Regions from separate parts of the Mus musculus genome. Here region 2 is linked to region 1. A link is a loop called in an ENCODE intact Hi-C map of the cell type or tissue named here. Cell type or tissue: heart. All regions are shown on one strand. Links, peaks and the distances in the headings refer to the core of each region. The heading gives the core; the rest is flanking DNA.

Region 1 (8,458 bases), core at 459-8,458:
CTGCTTGCCCCCTCCTCTCTCTCTTGCCTTCTTGCTCTCGCTCTGTCCTCTTGCTCCTTACTCCTTCTCTCCCCATTTCCCTCCCCCTCTCTCTTTGCACCACGTGCTCATGGCTGGCCTCTCTCTCTCTCTGCCTTTCTGTCTCTTCTTCCTTAACTCCCCTCCCCATGCCCTGAATAAACTCTATTCTATACTGTCATGTAGTTGTGTGGCTGGTCCTTCAGGGGGAAGGGATGCCTCAGCTTGGGCCCGCAGAGGCACCCCTTCCCCCCACACCTGACCACACATGCACCAAACATATCCCTTCTCTCTTTATCTTTTTATAAGAGACAACAACAGTCTTTGAGGCTGAGAGAGCCAATGGCAAGGCCGGCTCAGTGGTCATATTTGATTATCACCTAGTGCTGTGGCTGGCAGTGGCGGCTGTCATGTAAAAACTGGATAGTTTTAGCAGTCGTCTGTGATACCAATAGCTGGAGGCAAATACATGTATAATGTAAATGAATAAATGTAATTAAAATTACAAATAATTAAACATTACAAATAATGTAATTTTACATTATAAATAATGTAATTAAAAACTATAAATAAATAATGTAATTTAAAGATTAAAGTACAAAGTTTGATAAGGAACAAATGGACCAGAGATCAAATTTCAGCCCTGCCACTTCCTGGCTGTGTGACTTTGCTAACGGACCTGCCCTCTCGAACATCTTATCTTCAGGGGGCTCTTAGGGAGGTGTGGCGTAGCCCCTCAGTGCACGGTGGGCAGTGTTCTATCTGCCATTGTCTCTGTCCCCAGAGATATCCGTCTGGGTTCAGTTGAGAGCAAAGCTGCCCTCAGCTCAGAAGATGCCACCGGGCTTGCCAACCGAAGGACAGGTGCTGCGTGCGTGTCCTTGGGCTCTCGAATACACTGTTCCACCAGGGACTCTAACTTCACCAGTATCACCTCTCTACGGCTGGAGAGTCTGAGACCTGGAGGTTGCTGCTTCCCATGAAAGGCACCACAGCTGGCGCATCTGTTCCCTATCCGTGTTCACGATAGATGCCTGAGATTGGATACTGGTGTACAACACAACACTGTCCTCTGGGACTGATGTGGCTTCCGGAAATCAGAACAGCTGCACACACTCCTCACAAGACTGGGACACAGAGAAAGAGCGAGCAGGTGGGAGGTCATCAGACCCCGTCCCCTCCCCTGCCTCATGCACCTCCACAGCTGCGTGTACGTTGCCCCAGGAAGACCTAGACAGTTTTCTCCAGGGAGGATGCCAGGGTGAGTCTCAGCCCTGCTGGGCTGGGCTTTTTGGGGATGCCGCTGCCTTTGAAACACTCATTTTCCTGAAAGTGACCCCAGTGATCACATTGGTTCACACAGCAGGCAGACAGCCATCCAGGAACCAGCTCTCACCAGGCACCAATCTGCCAGCTCCCTGACTTTGAACTTCACAGCCTCCTTACTGGTCAGGGATGCTCCAGTAGGCAGGCCAGACCCTGTGGGGATTGCTGCAGCAGCTCATGGAGGGAGGCCAGGTGTCTCTATATGTGAAAAACTGGCAGGAAGAGTCTGAGTCATATAGATCTGTCTCACAAGGTTTGACAACTGTCCTAAGACAACAGCACTTTATCCACTGAGGCTACCTGGACCTCTCCATCGTGTTTGAGAAGTAAATCACACTCACCCATGCATGCAGCCGCCACTGCCAACCACGCCACTAGGTGATGAGGTCAAATATGGCCACTGAGCTGGCCTTGCCTTTGGCTCTCTCAGCCTCCAAGACTGTGATCTACACAGACCTTTTCTCTTTATAAAGCCGGCGGCCTTGGGTGCGTTCTTATAGGAAGGGGGAAGCTGCCAAATACACTGCAAAGCAATTCTCCATTGGGTCTGTTTTATACCCCCAATAACTAATATTGAAAAAGCTAGGGTCCCCAGATGGGAGGAAATTGGGGAGGGGGGCAGAGACTCTTACCTTTCAGGTGGAATGTTGTCCGTGTTGCTACTGTGGCGTCTCTGCATTTTCCTTAGCACCTGAAAGCGACACACACGTGTGAGCTACATCTCTGGACACGCTCCTTCCTTGCCTGTTGCCATGGTGACTGTAAATAAGTACCCCATCTCACAGTGAGAATAGAGAGAGTCACAGGTGGAGGTGGCTCCTACCCAAAAGGGAGAAAACAACAAATGGGAGCAGACAGGTGTTTGTTGGGTGTGGTGAGCAGCAGACACTGCCCCCTTTAACTTGCTATGTGGCCTCAGACAAGCCAGGAACCTCTCTGTTTCCTGGGGAGAGAATGGAGCAGTGGGACCCAGGGTTCCATCACTTCATAGGTGAAGGTACAAATCCCTAAGGAGACACGTCACCTGGTGCGCAGCAAGGAGCCACATGGACCTCAGAACTCCATGCTGACGAAATGTGCCGTGGACACTCAGGGTTCCTGATGGGATGTGGCCACTGGGTCCCAGAGAGAGCAGGCCTCCTCCTCCTCCTCTTCCTCCTCTTCAGAGGGAAGCACAGGACAGGAGACTCATTGGAGACAGCAGACCTTGGGTGGTACAAAGCACTTGTGTGAACAGGCCTTGGGATGACTTGTTACAGAATTAGCTGTCGGATGTGACTGGGTACTGTAATAGCCCAGTAGTTCTGGTAGCCTTGGAGCTATCCTCCCTGAGGTGCTGATGGTGGGTTATGGCCTTACTAGGTTTGTCCTATCAGCAAACTATGCATCCTGAGGGTTGGAGAGAGAGCTCTGTGGATAAAGTACTTGCCACACATGCACGAGGACCTGACTTTGATCCCCAGCACCTCTGTAAGTAGCCAGGCATGGTATTGCACTGTGTAATCCCAGCACTGGGAAGGCAGAACCAGGATTCCCAGTACTCCCTGGCCAAGTCCTTCCAGCTGAGGAGCCCTAGGTCCCAGTGAGAGATTCTATCTCAAAAATAAGGTGCCGAGTTCTGGCAGAATGACACCTGGGGGTGACCTCTGACCTCCACGGACATTTGCAATGGCCCCCCCACCCTGAGCATCCATACATACCTACATATGTACATATGCATGTGCACACTTATACACATACACGCACACGCACGCACAGATGTGCACAAGCACACACTGGGGGGGGGGCCATAAAAATGATTTTAGAATTTCTACTGGCTTCTAAGTGAAACCAGAATAAAAATCAGAGTCGTTGGAGGCCTCCAGGCTGTGCTGGACGTTATCATTACCCGTTTACAACCTTGATTCTGTGACTTATCTCTGGCCATAAGAACTCCAGGTACCTCTGGACACTTTAAAGTTAAGAGTTCCTGCCTCCGGGCCTTTGTACCTGCTGTTCCTTCCCTGGCATGGTTTTCCAGCTGAGGGTTACAGGCTACCTCCCCACAGCACTTACCAGTCATTGACATGTGGGTTTGTTTACTATGACCCTTGAGAGGTCCTGTGTCTGGGCTGCCCGTCCACCTTGGAGTTGCAGAGATGGAAGGCCAACGTCTCTGTAGAGATTAGATCACCTTGATTTTCCCCAGCGACAGATCCGCACACACCTCGTCCTACCTCCCGCACCAATAGAAAGCCAAGAAAGAAGGGCAAGGCTTGGAGAGAGACTCCATATGGCTACTGCTCCTGCAGAAGATCTAAGTCCAGTTCCCAGCACCCACAAGGGTGGCTCACAACTACCTGTACCTCCAGCTGTAAGTGATCTGACTCCCTCTACTGACCTCGGAGGGCACCTGCACTCCCATGGGCAAACCCACTCTAACATATAATTAAAAAATAAATACATACATAAATAAAATCTTTAAAGAAATAAAGAATATGCTTCCATGAACAGGCTCAGTTTCCCGGCATATTTTCCCTACAGAGAAAGATCCATCTCTTAGCCCAGGCCAACACAAATGGGTGCGGAATTAATTAATTCTGCACAGCCTTCTCGGCTGCAGCTAGCTAGGAAGCCACAGGCTAAGGTGCCTGCCTTTTCTGCAAGATTAAATTAGCTAGGAAAAGACTCCTTGGTATCATCGTCATATTCAGGCAAGCCCTCTATCACCTAGCTACACTCTCAACCAGGCCGTTTTATAAAGAAAGAAACTGTCATCCATCAGGTAACATGTCTCAAGAATTTGCAATCTGGCTTGATACTCCGGGTGGCCCCACTACTCCTTATCCTCGGGGAAACTAAAACACGGTATCCCCAAGTTTCCACCTACAAGCTTTGAGAAAACGTCATAAATTAAATGCCCACGATTCTGTGGCAAACGGGCGGTACAAGTAGGCTCGTATTGACTCCTGGAGCCCACAGGATGCTACAGAATGAATGAATGGACCATCTCCGTCCCACACACCCTGGTCCTCCCTAGGAGGCTGCACGGTCCCCTACAGGACGCTTGGGCGCGAGCGGCGTCCCCAGACCGGACGGCGAAGCGCCTTTGCCGCCAGGCTCGCGGGGTCACAGGGTAGCAGCGGCCGAGCATAGCCTTCATTTACCTGCCAGACACTGCAGCAATCACGGCCTCTGCTAATCCAGCCTAGCCAATCCCTGGCGTGGCCAGGGCGCCACGTGACTTCCGGCCGGCAGTGCCACCGAGAACGCGATCGGCGCTAGGACCCTCGCACAGGGAGGCCTGCCTCTAGTCCGAGAAGGTCCGCCCCTGCCGTCACATTCAGCCAATGGAGAGCCGAGGCTCCGGCAGAACCAATGGCGAGGAGGCATGGAGGGGCCTGGCGTTGGCGTCACTAGGTGGGGCGGGGCGTGCGGCGGATCACGTGGCCGGCGCGTTGGCTGCGGGAAGGTAAAGCAGTGCTGGAAGCGGATTGCAGGGGTCATGCCGTGGGGTCGTCTCTGCGCCTGCGCCCTACCGGGATGCTGAACCTGGCGGCGCTGCTGTGGCGCCGGCTCCTGCGCAAGCGCTGGGTGCTCGCCCTGGTTTTCGGCCTCTCGCTAGTTTACTTCCTCAGCAGCACCTTCAAGCAGGTAAGCGACTTCTCTCAGGACCTCCGTCCTTCCGATCCTGCTTCCTCCCTCAAATACTATGTCCTTCTCCCCATCGTTCTTCTAATCCTCCTCCTGAGCACTCCTCCCTCTGATCTAAAATCCTCCTTCAGCCCTTCTCCCTCCGTTGCGTTGTCCTCTGCCCTTCTCCTTTCCCCTCCCTAGCTCCCTCCGTCCTCCACTCCTCCTCCTCCCTCGAATTCTCTGCCTCCCCATCCTCTGTTCTCCTCTGCCCTCCAACTTCTTACCTCTCACCCTCTGTTCTTTTCCAACCCCTCCTCCTCGATCCTCACAGTTCCTCCCTCCCTTGATCCTCTGTCCTCTGATGCTCCTCTCTCCTGTCCTCCACCTTGTAGTCCTCCTGATATGCAGCCATTCAGTCCTCCCTCTGAGCCTCTGAGCCTCTTCCTTTCAGTCCCTGGATCATCCATTGGTCCTCCCTTCAGCTCTCTAGTCCTCAACCCTCTAGTCCTCCTCCCTCCGATTGTGTGATCCTCCTCCTGTCCTCCTGTGAATCGAAGGCCGCTAAGGGAGGCGTCCCACTGCAGGTCTTTGTACCGCCCCTCTTCCGTGCGGGATCTGGCTGGTAGGCCAGGCAGAATGGGGTCCTCAGACCTGTGCACCCTCCTCTGTCGCGTTCCCTGCTCCGCACAGCCCCAGGCTTCTTGATGGGCAGGAGGTAGAGATGGCTAGACCAGGAAGTGGCCAAGGGCTCTCTGTGCCTGTTCACCTGGGTGACCCAACAGGCTCCCTTTTGGGGCACAACTTGGTTGGGTAGATTTTTATTTTTTATTTTTTTATTTTTAATTTCTCAACCTCCCTTTCCCGTTTTTGTCCTGGTAGAGAGTTCCTAGAGACCTGGCATCCCACTGTAGTAGGAACCAGTTCCCAGCATTTGCCTAGAAACCACACTTGACTGAGTTGCATTTTGTAGGTCACCTGCCCCTCCGCCTTTCCTGCTCCTGTGCACCCTTTGATCCTGTTTTGCTGTTCTTACGAATATAGTTCTCTGGTTTTCTGTATCACAGTCCGTCTTTTGAATGGTTGCGCTTTTGCACAGTCACTCCTGGGGGGGGGGGGGGGCGTGTCTTACTCTCTTGCCCAGATTTGACCTTGTAATCCTGTCTGGCTTTTCCACATTCTGATAATTGTCTCCATTGGCTTTTCCACATTCTGATAATTGTCTCCATTGCACCCACCTGGAACAGAACTCTTGCCTTTCTTCTGCCAGATTTATACCTCTCCAGTCCTCAGCATCTCACTAAGTGACGTATGTCATCACTGTTGACACAGTTAGGCTGTTCATTTCTTCCTGTCACTTCAGGCCCCAAAACTCTGGCTCTACAGTGCCCTATTAGGAGGTGTGACCTTGTTGGAGTAGGTGTGTCACTGTGGATGTGGGCTTAAGACCCTCACCCTAGCTGCCTGGGAGTCAGTCTTCCACTAGCAGCCTTCAGATGGAGATGTAGAACTCTCAGCTCTGCCTGCATCATGCCTGTCTGGATGCTGCCATGTTCCTGCCTTGATGATAACGGACTGAACCTCTGAACCTGTAAGCCAGCCCATTTAAATGTAGTCCTTATAAGAGTTGCCTTGGTCATGGTGTCTGTTCACAGCAGTCAAATGCTAACTAAGACACTCATTTGCTTGAATTACTTCTGATGCCCCTTCAGGGGCAAGACACTGTCATCTGTTCCTGGTCTGGTGCCATAGCCTGGCCAGTCTGCTTCTGCTTTGTCTCACAGTCTGTCCTAGGGTGATAGTCTAGACAAGGTTTCCACCACAGGCCTTCTCAAATGTGTAATCCTTTGCTCAAGCGAAGAGGGTTCATCTACATTGTCTGTGTGACTGAACTACTTTTGGTCAGTTTGGATCTAACTGACCGTAGTCAGTGATTCGGGCCATGCCCGGTGCCTCACTGTAGTGCAGTCTCCTGCCCATCGTCTGGCCACTTGCCTTTGTGGTAATTACTAACCCAGCATTTCTTGTTTGTGTGTTTGCTTGTGTGTTACCTCACCCTCTTGCTCAACATAATGTTTTTTGAGAACAGAGACCTGCGTGTTTTGTTCGGACACTGCAGCCTTCATCTCTACCCGAACCCCCCAGGCACTTCCTGGGGACCAGATGTTGACCAGATGTTGGTTCAAGTGAGTCTTGGTTGAGGTGACGACTTTTCTCCTAAGCCAGGTTATTTATTTATTTATTTATTTTTAATAATCTTGGCTCAGATGTTGTCTACGTAGTGACCTTTCCTACAGCCCCATTTTAATTACTTGACACGTGTGTGTGTGTGTGTGTGTGTGTGTGTGTGTGTGTGTGTGTGTGTCTTCCTGTCTGTCTGTGGTAGGGTAGGTATAAGTATCTCCCTAGCTATTCTGGAACTCACTCTGTAGACCAGGCTGGTCTTGAACCCACAGATCTGCCTGAGTGCTGGGACTGAGGGCATGCACCACCCCTGGCTGCCTTGCTTGCATCTATTTATTTATTTATTTATTTTTGTTTTTTTTTGCTTGCGATTTAAGACTATACAAGGGTCATTATGAAACCTCTAGTTTGTTTGTTTGTTTATTTGTTTGTTCTGTTTCCTCTGAAGCCAGAGTACTGATTATCTTTGCCATCCTGTGCTGTCCCCTTGTCATGATGGGGCTTTTGGCCAGTAGATGACTAAACACTCTGGACATGTGGAGAACCTGTGTGAGATCAAGTTCCATGAGGGTGAGAAGAACTGTGTGCTGAGTGTGGGCAACTGAAACCCCACCATGGACTCTGGTGGCCTGAACACCACACATGCACTCTGGCAGCTGGGAGGTATCAGACGGGGATGCCAACTGATTCCACGTGTGGTGGTGCCCCCTGGCCTGCTTCATTCTCGCATAGTGGAGAATACACCCTGGTCCCTTCAGCCCCTTTCAAGGCTACCAGTCCATTCATGGGGACTCCACCCCATGATCTCACAGAATTCTGGTTACATAGGAGACACCCCACTTCTCAGTCTGTGTTTTCACTGCTCTGCTAATGTCATCTTGGGTGTGAAGGGTTTAACATTGATTTTGGGATGGGGGTAGGCAGTCAGTTCACCACTGGATAGCTACATGCAACTCTGTTGGTCCTGGAACTGTTGCACGTCTACCTGGCTTTCACCTGTGCAGTGGAGGTCTTAGAAGTGGTTGGTGGGGTGTACTATCAGGTTGGGATGTGATACCTTTAAGAGAGTGGCTGATACCTCAGCCAGCCTTGTGCTCTTGCCCTACCTAGGGTACAGAGAATAGCCCTCACCTGTGTTTTAACACTGATTCTTGGAGCACTCTCTCCTTTTGGCTCTTGGAGCACTCCCCTGTGAAGCTCTTAGAGCAATTTGCTGTTAACTCTTGGAGCACTCTCCTGTGCAGCTCTTGGAGCACTCTCTTGTTGGCTCTTGGAGCACCCACCTGTGCTGTTTTTAGAGCACTCCCTTATGAAGGTC
Region 2 (8,519 bases), core at 195-8,194, 1.9 Mb after region 1:
TGTTAACACTTGAACATAAGCAAGGCACAGTGACAACTGCCTTTAGCCTAAGCATTAGGGAGGCAGGGGTGGGCAGATCTTTGAGTTCAAGGCCAGCCTGGTCTACAGAGTGAATTCTAAGACAGCCAAGGTTATGTATAGAGGCCCTGTCTCAGAAACAACAGAAAATTAAAAAGGTTGCAACACACTTAGAAATTGAAGTTGTACTAACATTGAGTGCCACAGCAGGGAACCTTATTTGGAGATAGGGTCTCAGATGTGATGGAGTTAAAATGAAATCATCCGTTCCCTCGGAGAAAGGGCGAGGTGGGTCTTGCTGTGTGCAGAAGGAAAGTGTGGAGAAGGGATTACAGATGCTAGGTTGAGCAGCATCCCATGAGGAGGAGGGGAGAACGAGGAGGCAGTAGGTGTTGGAGTTTCTATTGCTGCACAAATCACTATGACCAAGAAGCAAGCTGGGGAGGAACCGGTTTATTCAGCTTACACTTCCACATTGCTATTCATCACCAAAGGAAGTCAGGACATGAGCTCACACAGGGCAGGAACTTGGAGGCTGGAGCTGATGCAGAGCAGGTCATGGAGGGATGCTGCTTACTGGCTTGCTCCCCTGGCTTACTCAGCCTGTTTTCTTATAGAACCCAGGACGGCCACACACACAATCCCTCCCCCCCATCACTAATTGAGAAAATGCCTTACAGCTGGAGCTCATGGAAGCATTTCCTCAATGGAGGCTCCTTTCTCTGTGATACCTCCAGCCTGTGTCGAGTTGACACACAAAGCCAGCCATTAGAGTGTTTGAGTGCAGGGCTGCCAGTGACAAACAAAGATCGCAGGCTGTTTCCCTGCCACTGTCCCTACAGACGGGGACGATGTACATGACAGTCTTTGGTCCTCTGCTTGTCTCTGTGTTCTGGTGTATCTTGGAGGTTTTCCTGTGACCATTCTCTAGTATCTAGTCCCTAGTCAACCATCTTGGCTTCTTTGCCAGGTCCTGTGTTCTATCTACACGGACCCCTGTCCTTGGTCAGCATTGTGGGTTGAATGAGAATGGCCCCCATGGATTCATATATTTGTTTAGTCCCGGTTGGAATAAACGTGGCCTTGGAGGAGGTATGTCTCTGGGATCCAGCTCTGAGGTTTCAAAAGCCCAGGGTAGACTTGGTCTCCCCACTCCTCCCCTCCCTCTCTTCTCCTCTCCCCTCCCTCCTGCCTTTCCTTCCCCCTCCTCCACCTGTGGACCAGGATGAAGCTCTCAGGTACTTCTTCATCATCCTGCCTGCCTATCTGCCGACATTCTCGCCCCATGATCGTTAAGGACTAAACCTCTGAAACTGTAAACAAGTCACCAATCAAATGCTTTCTCTTTACCAGGGTTGCCTTGGTCACGGTGTCTCTTCACAGCAATAGAGCAATGACTGAGACAGTTGTTCCCAGTGTTACCCTGGAAAATGCACTTAAACCAGCCACAGACCCTTCCATAGCTCTGTGATGACCCTTTCTCTCTACTACCACAGCTCCTGGAACACCGACCCAGCTTCTTCCGTGGCCCCTGCTCCACTGTCCTCTGCCCTTCAGAGCCTGGTTTATGGAGGAGGGGACTATTTCACTATTTACCCCTGGCTGGCCTGGAACTCACCCTGTACACCAGGCTGGCCCCCAGTTCACAGAGATCCTCCTGGCTCTGTCTCCCAAGTGCTGGGATTAAAGACATGACCACTATACCAGGGCCCATCTATATTTCTTTCTGTGCTAGAATAACAAATTATTCCATGAGAGAGTTAGTGTCTCTAGGTCTCCAGTGATTAAGACCGAGATTAAGTTGTCTTCAGGATCATGCCCCTTCTGTGCATGCCTGGCCCACAGTCTGGGGCTGCCATGCCTGTCTTAGGTGACATCCAGTCTCATCTCTATCTTCCCGCTGAAGGTCACTTGTCGGTAAGTAGACCTAAGGCCACCCAGATCATCCAAGCTGATGTCATGTTTCCATGCTTGTGACAAGGTCAAGGACCCTTTCCCACAGGTACTAGAAGACCAGGAGAGGGGCATCTTTTAGGAAGGGCCATCCCCCCCCCCTTTTTTTTTTTAGATTTTATTTATTTTATGTATATGGGTACACTGTAGCTGTCTTCAGACACAACAGAAGAGGGCATCGGATCCCATTTACAGATGGTTGTATATATGTATACACACACACATACACACACACACACACACACACACACACACACACACACACACACACACACGGGAGAGTGTGTGCATGCATATGTATGTGGAAACCAGAAGACAAACCCAGATGTCATCCTCAGGAATATGGCCAATCTCCTTTGAGACAAGGTCCCTCCTATCCTGGAGCTCACTAGATAGTCCAGGTCTCCAGCAAACCCCAAGGATACACCTTTCTCTGCCTTCTGCCTCCTTAGCACTGGGGCTCCAAGCACGAGCTACCACCGCTGCTACCTCTGATCCCAGCAAGAACTTTCCTGAAGGTGCCTCTCCCTCTGGGCACCAGCGGTAAATTCTGTGTGCTTGGTGCAGCTCTGCAGCTCTGTTGGACACGTGAGCTCCTTGCATCTGGAGCTCATAGAGGAAGATGCTGGTTAGGGCTTTGTGCTTGAGCTGGTCTTGGAGCTCAGGGATGGAGTGGGTTCAGAGACAAAGATGGCTACCCGCTCCGGCCAATCAAATATGCAGTAACAGACAGTGAGGCGGGCGTAATTTAAAAAGAACCAATGAGAACGGAAGGACGGGAAATGAACCTTTTCATACGCAACCTTCAGAAAAACATAATAATGCAGACAGTTTGCAAAACTATTTGATTAAAAGTTCCTAAAGGCCGGGCGGTGGTGGCGCACGCCTTTAATCCCAGCACTTGGGAGGCAGAGGCAGCCGGATTTCTGAGTTCGAGGTCAGCCTGGTCTACAAAGTGAGTTCCAAGACAGCCAGGGCTATACAGAGAAACCCTGTCTCGGAAAAAAAAAAAAAAAAAAAAAAAAAACCCAGTTCCTAAAGACCTGGGGGGGACCCCAACCTAGGACTGTGCCGGCGAGGAATGAAGACACATGTCCACGTAGAGACAGGCACGAACACAGACGTTCTCAGCAATGTTACTATCAATAGCCATGGGGTACATCCACCCAGATGCCTTAGACAGATGGTTGGATACACAAACATACTGGAGTCCGACATTTGACACTTGTGTGTGTGTGTGTGTGTGGGGAGGGGTAACGAGTGAAGGATGATTCATGCAGAGACATGGATTAACCTTGAAAACAATATGTGAAGAGAAAAATCAGCCAAGAAAGTAACACATCCATAGAGATGCCAGATAGATTCTAGGTTCCTAGAAGGCGGGAAGTTGGTGACTGGTCTTTTGCTTGTATATAATGGTTTCTGACTGTGTGGGGTGTTTCTTGTGGTCTCTCTTTCATTCTCTTCTTCTCCTTCTCCTTCATTTTTGTTTGTTTTGTTTGCCTGTTTTCTTTCTAAAGAGAACAAAAGGACTGGGGGCTGGGTTGGTGGGGAGGCAGGAAGGAGCTGGTGGGACGGGGAAGCCATGATCAAAATATATTATCTGGGGGCTGGTGAGATGGCTCAGTGGGTATGAGCACCCGACTGCTCTTCCGAAGGTCCAGAGTTCAAATCCTAGCAACCACATGGTGGCTCACAACCATCCGTAACAAGATCTGACTCCCTCTTCTGGTGTGTCTGAAGACAGCTACAGTGTACTTACATATAATAATAAATAAATCTTTAAAAATATCTATATAAATTATCTGAAAAAAATGGTTTAGCCTTGGCTGTCCTGGAACTAGCTCTGTAGACCAGACTGGCCTTAACTCAGAGATCTGCCTGCCTCTGTCTCCTGAGCGCTGGGATTAAAGGCGAGCGCCATCACTGCCTAGCTGCATTTTTTTTTTTCAATAAAAAATGTTCTAAGATTGGTTCTCTCCTCCCACTACGAAGAACCAAGGTTGGGGGGTTGGGGGGAGGGAAATCTCAGGCTGTCAGGCTTGCCCACAAGTGCCTTTATCTGACGAGCCATCTTGCCAACTGGAGTTGTCCACTTTAAGTGGGCAAATTGTGTGGCACCTGGACTGTATCTCAATAAAGCTGCCAACAGTAACAAGAAAGGATATGGGGAGATGGAGCAAAATGTCTTTTAGAAGAAGAAAATCTATTTGAGCAGTGGTGGCGCACACCTTTAATCTCAGCACTTGGGAGGCAGAGGCGGGAGGGTTTCTGAGTTCAACGCCTTTACACAATAAATAAACCTTTATAATTTTATTTTTGTAACGGGGGTTCTCTGTGCAGCCCTAGCTATCCTGGAACTCGGAGATCCGCTTGCCTTTACCTTTAAAACAATTTTTTTTTTCTAGGCTCTCTGCTCTTTCCCAGAAGCCTGTCATCCCGAGGGGGTTGGACATCAGCGCCTCCTGCCTTCCTTGCGGGGATTTAGAGGCCCCAAGACCTGGCGGAGAAAACGCGAGCGCTCGGGCCTTTCCCCCGTCCCCGCCAACCCCGCCTTGTGGGTGGGACTTTCCCCGGAGAGAGTCTCCCGTGAGGCCACACCCACTTCCGGATGGAACGCGGCGGGGGCCACGTGACTCGCTAAAAATGGCGGCGCCCAGTGTGGCGGCGTGAAAGTTGTGGGAAGTCGCTGTCGCCGGGGTCGTGAGTCTGAAAAGCGAAGGGAACCTGAGAGCCATGTCGCGTCTGATCGTGAAGAACCTCCCGAATGGGGTGAGCGGGAGCCGGGGATGGGGCCCGGAAGTGGAAGCAGAGGTCCGGGAATGGAGGGTGAAGGATGGAGGGGTTCTAAGTCAGGGACAGGACTGGGGAGGTCCGGAATCCAAGGAGGCGGCACCCTGTCCTGAGGGCTCAGCAAGCCGCAAAGTGGCTTCCGAGCATTCTGAGGATCCTTCCATGTTGTGCTGGGCAGTTTGGGTCAGTTTGACCCAGACCGGAGTCACTTACGGAGAGGGAACTTCATTGGATGTTATTGCGTCCATATGCCTGTGGACCAGCCTGTGGTGCTCTGAGGAGTGATGGGTGTGGGAGGTTCCAGCCCCCTGTGGGTGCTGTCACGCCTCGGCAAGTGTCCCTGGGCTGTGTACAGATGTTGGCGGGGCAAGTAAGTCTGCGTCGGTTCTTGCCTCGACTTCCCTGGATGGCGGACTGTGATGGAGACCCATAAGCCAAATCAATGGTCTTCCTCCCCAAATTGCTTTGGTTTTTTTGTTTGTTTTTAAAAGATTTATTTTTTTATTATGTGTAAGTACACTGTAGCTGTCTTCAGACACACCAGAAGAGGGCGTCAGATCCCATTACAGATGGTTGTGAGCCACCATGTGGTTGCTGGGATTTGAAGTCAAGACCTTTGGAAGAGCAGTCAGTGCTCTTAACTGCTGAGCCATCTCTCCAGCCCACGCCCCCCAAATTGCTTTGTATCCTTGATGTGTGTCACAACAGGGAACAGACTAGAGAATGCTTACTGGTTCACCATCACAGAGCAAGATTAGACTTCAAAGCCAAGTGTGGTGGTGCATACACCTGTTGTCAGCTTTCCATAGGCAGAGGGTGGCGAGTTCAAGGCCAGCCTGGGTTACATAGCAAGATGATGTGGCTAAAAATAAATAAATTAATTAAATTTGTTTTGTTGTTGTTGGGACCATGTGCCCCCCAGAACAGCAGTCCTCAACCTTCCAAATGCTGTGCCCCCCTTTAATACAGTTCCTCCTGTTGTGACCCCCTAGTCATGAAGTTATTTTGTTGCTACTGCATAACTGTAATTTTCTCATTATGAATATAACGTAAATATCTGGTATGTGGGATATCATATGCATCCCCCCCAAAAGGGAGACCCAAGATGATCTCCCCTATTTGGGATTTTGTTTGTTGTTTTGGGGGATGCTTTTTTAAAAAAACAGACTCTTAAATCTGTAGCCCTGGCTGACCTTGAACACCTGCTTCTGCCTCCCCACCATACCTAGCCTCATCTCAGGGTTTCTGTCCTTTTCTGACACGGGATCTCATTTAGTAGCCCTGGCTGTCCTGGAACTTAACATTTATGTAGACCAGGCTGGCCCCAAACTAAAGAAATCTGCCTGCCTCTGCCTCCAGAGTGCTAGGATTAAAGGTGTGCTTGACCACGCCTGGCCTTATCACCAGGTTTTAAAACACACCTGAAAAAATATCTCTTTTGAAATATCTGGGTGCAATGGGACACCCCTGCTGGGGCTGGGAAGTGAGGCAGGCAGATCTCTAGTTTGAGGCCCAATGGGGCTGCACTCCCCATTGTAATTGTTCTACAGTGCAACCCCAGGTGCTGGGGACCAGGGTGTGGGCATCTTTAATGGGCTCCATTATTCGCTGGCTCCCAAGGTAAGCAAACGTTTACACAGCTTCCCTTGTCTTTGTTTATTTGGACAAGCCTCTGTTGGGTATCTTGTTTGTTGTGGCAGCCTCAGGATGGAAGTTGTAATTGATGTCTTCCTCAACGGGGACAGGGCAAGAAAGAGAAGAGACCAATTGAGGTGCCTTGAAGTTCCATTTCCTTATTAAAGAACTGAATGGCCTGCTCAGGGGTGCTCAGCGGGTGTCAGGCTCTGAGCCAGGACCTGGCCACCCTTAAAAAAGTCAAGGTCTGTCACCTGCTCATCTCAGGATTCCCTCCAGGCCCTCTAGGTTATTTGTCTCTTGGCTCCAGGGACCCTTCTCCCTCCTCTCTCTCATTATATCCTTCTGCTCTAGATGAAGGAGGAGCGATTCCGGCAGCTGTTTGCCGCCTTTGGCACACTGACCGACTGCAGCCTCAAGTTCACCAAAGACGGCAAGTTCCGAAAGTTCGGCTTCATAGGTTTCAAGTCGGAGGAGGAGGCCCAGGCAGCACTGAACCATTTCCACCGGAGCTTTATTGACACGACCCGGATCACCGTGAGTCTGAGCGAGTCTCATCCTGCCCACCGTAGAGTTTGCCTTACCTCAGGACTACCCAGGCTTTCAAGTGCTTGAGCATCGTTGCCTGAGAGTCGGCCCACTGCTCACTGGGCCCTCCCCGAGTTTCTGAATTATTAAAGTACTTTTTAACTCTTCACTCTTTTACGTTGTTTGACCTTTGTACCCTGACCACGAGTGATAAGTGTGATAGAACTGGTAGGCGCAGTTACTTCTACAGGGGCATCCATCCCTAGGAGAAAGCAGTTTGCTGACCAGCAACAGCCTAGACCATCTGGGCATGGCTTGTGGGAGTGCCCTCCCAAAGGCTGCCTCAGAGGATGTAGTGGAGTTACCAGAACAGAGGGATGAATCAGTTCATGTGTGGTCCCAGGCGTTCTTCCACACTCCTCTGGTCACCCAACTGTCCCTGGTACCCTGGGCTTGTTTTCTGCTGTAACTGAACTTGCCTTGTGGTAAATAGTCACCTGACTTGTGGCCATTGCTCCCTGTTGCCCTGTACTAGGCAGGGGCTGACTCCCAGGGGACAATAGCATTTCCTGTCACGTTCTTCTGGATGGCCTGGGAGACAGAATTAGTCTTCTGTAAATGGCAGCATGACTTTTTGGGGGGCAGTGTCTAGGCTGGGAATGAAAGTGATTCGCTTTAAAGCAGATAGCAGGTCAGCGACCACTGCACTCTGGGAAACCCATACTCCTGTGCTGAAGGGGATGCACACGTGCCTAGGGACCTCAGCAGCTGTGGAAGCCAGCTCTCTTTCCCATGCAGGTCGAATTCTGCAAGTCCTTTGGAGACCCATCGAAGCCCCGAGCTTGGAGCAAGCATGCCCAGAAGTCAAGTCAGCCCAAGCAGCCGTCGCAAGACTCCGTTCCCTCAGACACTAAAAAGGTATGTAGGCAGTACCCCCAGCCCTGTGCCCAGTGATGGCAGGGTGGTCTCTGGCTGGGAAGGAGTTGGGAGTATATTTAGGATGGTTTTGGAAGGTGGGTACGCCCAGCATCGGCGTGAGCCCGTCTGCCTTCTACTTTCAGGACAAGAAGAAAAAAGGGCCCAGTGACCTGGAGAAGGTGAGTATTCTGTGGGTAGAGAGGGAGGAGGGTGAGTGTTGTGTGGCTGAAGAAGGAGGAGGCCTGTGAGCACTGAGAGGGAGGAGGGCTGGAACACCGAGCCTCCTGAAGCGCTGCCTCATCTCCCTCCTCCTGTCCCTCCTCCTGCCTCTTCCACCTGCCACAGCTGAAGGAAGATGCCAAGTTCCAGGAGTTCCTGTCAATTCATCAGAAGAGGACCCAAGTGGCCACGTGGGCAAACGACGCTTTGGAGGCCAAGCTCCCAAAAGCAAAAACCAAGGCATCAAGTGACTATCTGAACTTCGACTCCGACTCCAACTCTGACTCTGGGCAGGAGAGTGAGGAGGAGCCAGCCAGAGAGGACCCTGAAGGTGAGTGTGAGTCCCGGGAGTGCTGTGCCTTCTGGCCTTTGCCTGGCCTTGGCCTGATGGGCACAAGTACCATATACTTGGCACAGACATACAAAGGACAATTTGTGTGACACTTTCTGGTGAC

The links. A loop is a pair of places that touch in the nucleus more often than their neighbours do. Peaks named below come from ENCODE experiments on the same cell type or tissue, not always from the same donor. Only the 100,000 strongest peaks of a DNase experiment are listed, where the experiment ranks them.
Region 2: it touches region 1 in a loop (4-fold over the local background); 6 of 42 quality-filtered maps call a loop at or near these places.

Annotation. Positions count from the first base shown.
Region 1 is chr5:118,240,482-118,248,939 of GRCm38, forward strand. Rnft2 (ring finger protein, transmembrane 2) reads right to left here and starts at 4,544. Exons shown (of 11, transcript NM_001109902.1): 1 at 4,491-4,544; 2 at 2,369-2,550; 3 at 1,977-2,035. The coding sequence starts at 2,392. Spring1 (SREBF pathway regulator in golgi 1) reads left to right here and starts at 4,746. Exons shown (of 5, transcript NM_001081236.1): 1 at 4,746-4,977. The coding sequence starts at 4,867. In heart, for the core only: a CTCF peak has its summit at 4,405; DNase peaks (open chromatin) are centred at 4,670, 5,360 and 5,620; H3K4me3 peaks cover 2,326 bases; H3K27ac peaks cover 1,870 bases.
Region 2 is chr5:120,111,907-120,120,425 of GRCm38, forward strand. Rbm19 (RNA binding motif protein 19) reads left to right here and starts at 4,607. Exons shown (of 24, transcript NM_028762.1): 1 at 4,607-4,743; 2 at 6,754-6,936; 3 at 7,726-7,845; 4 at 7,989-8,024; 5 at 8,191-8,395. The coding sequence starts at 4,708. In heart, for the core only: a CTCF peak has its summit at 4,430; a DNase peak (open chromatin) is centred at 4,525; H3K4me3 peaks cover 1,685 bases; H3K27ac peaks cover 1,167 bases; H3K27me3 peaks cover 488 bases.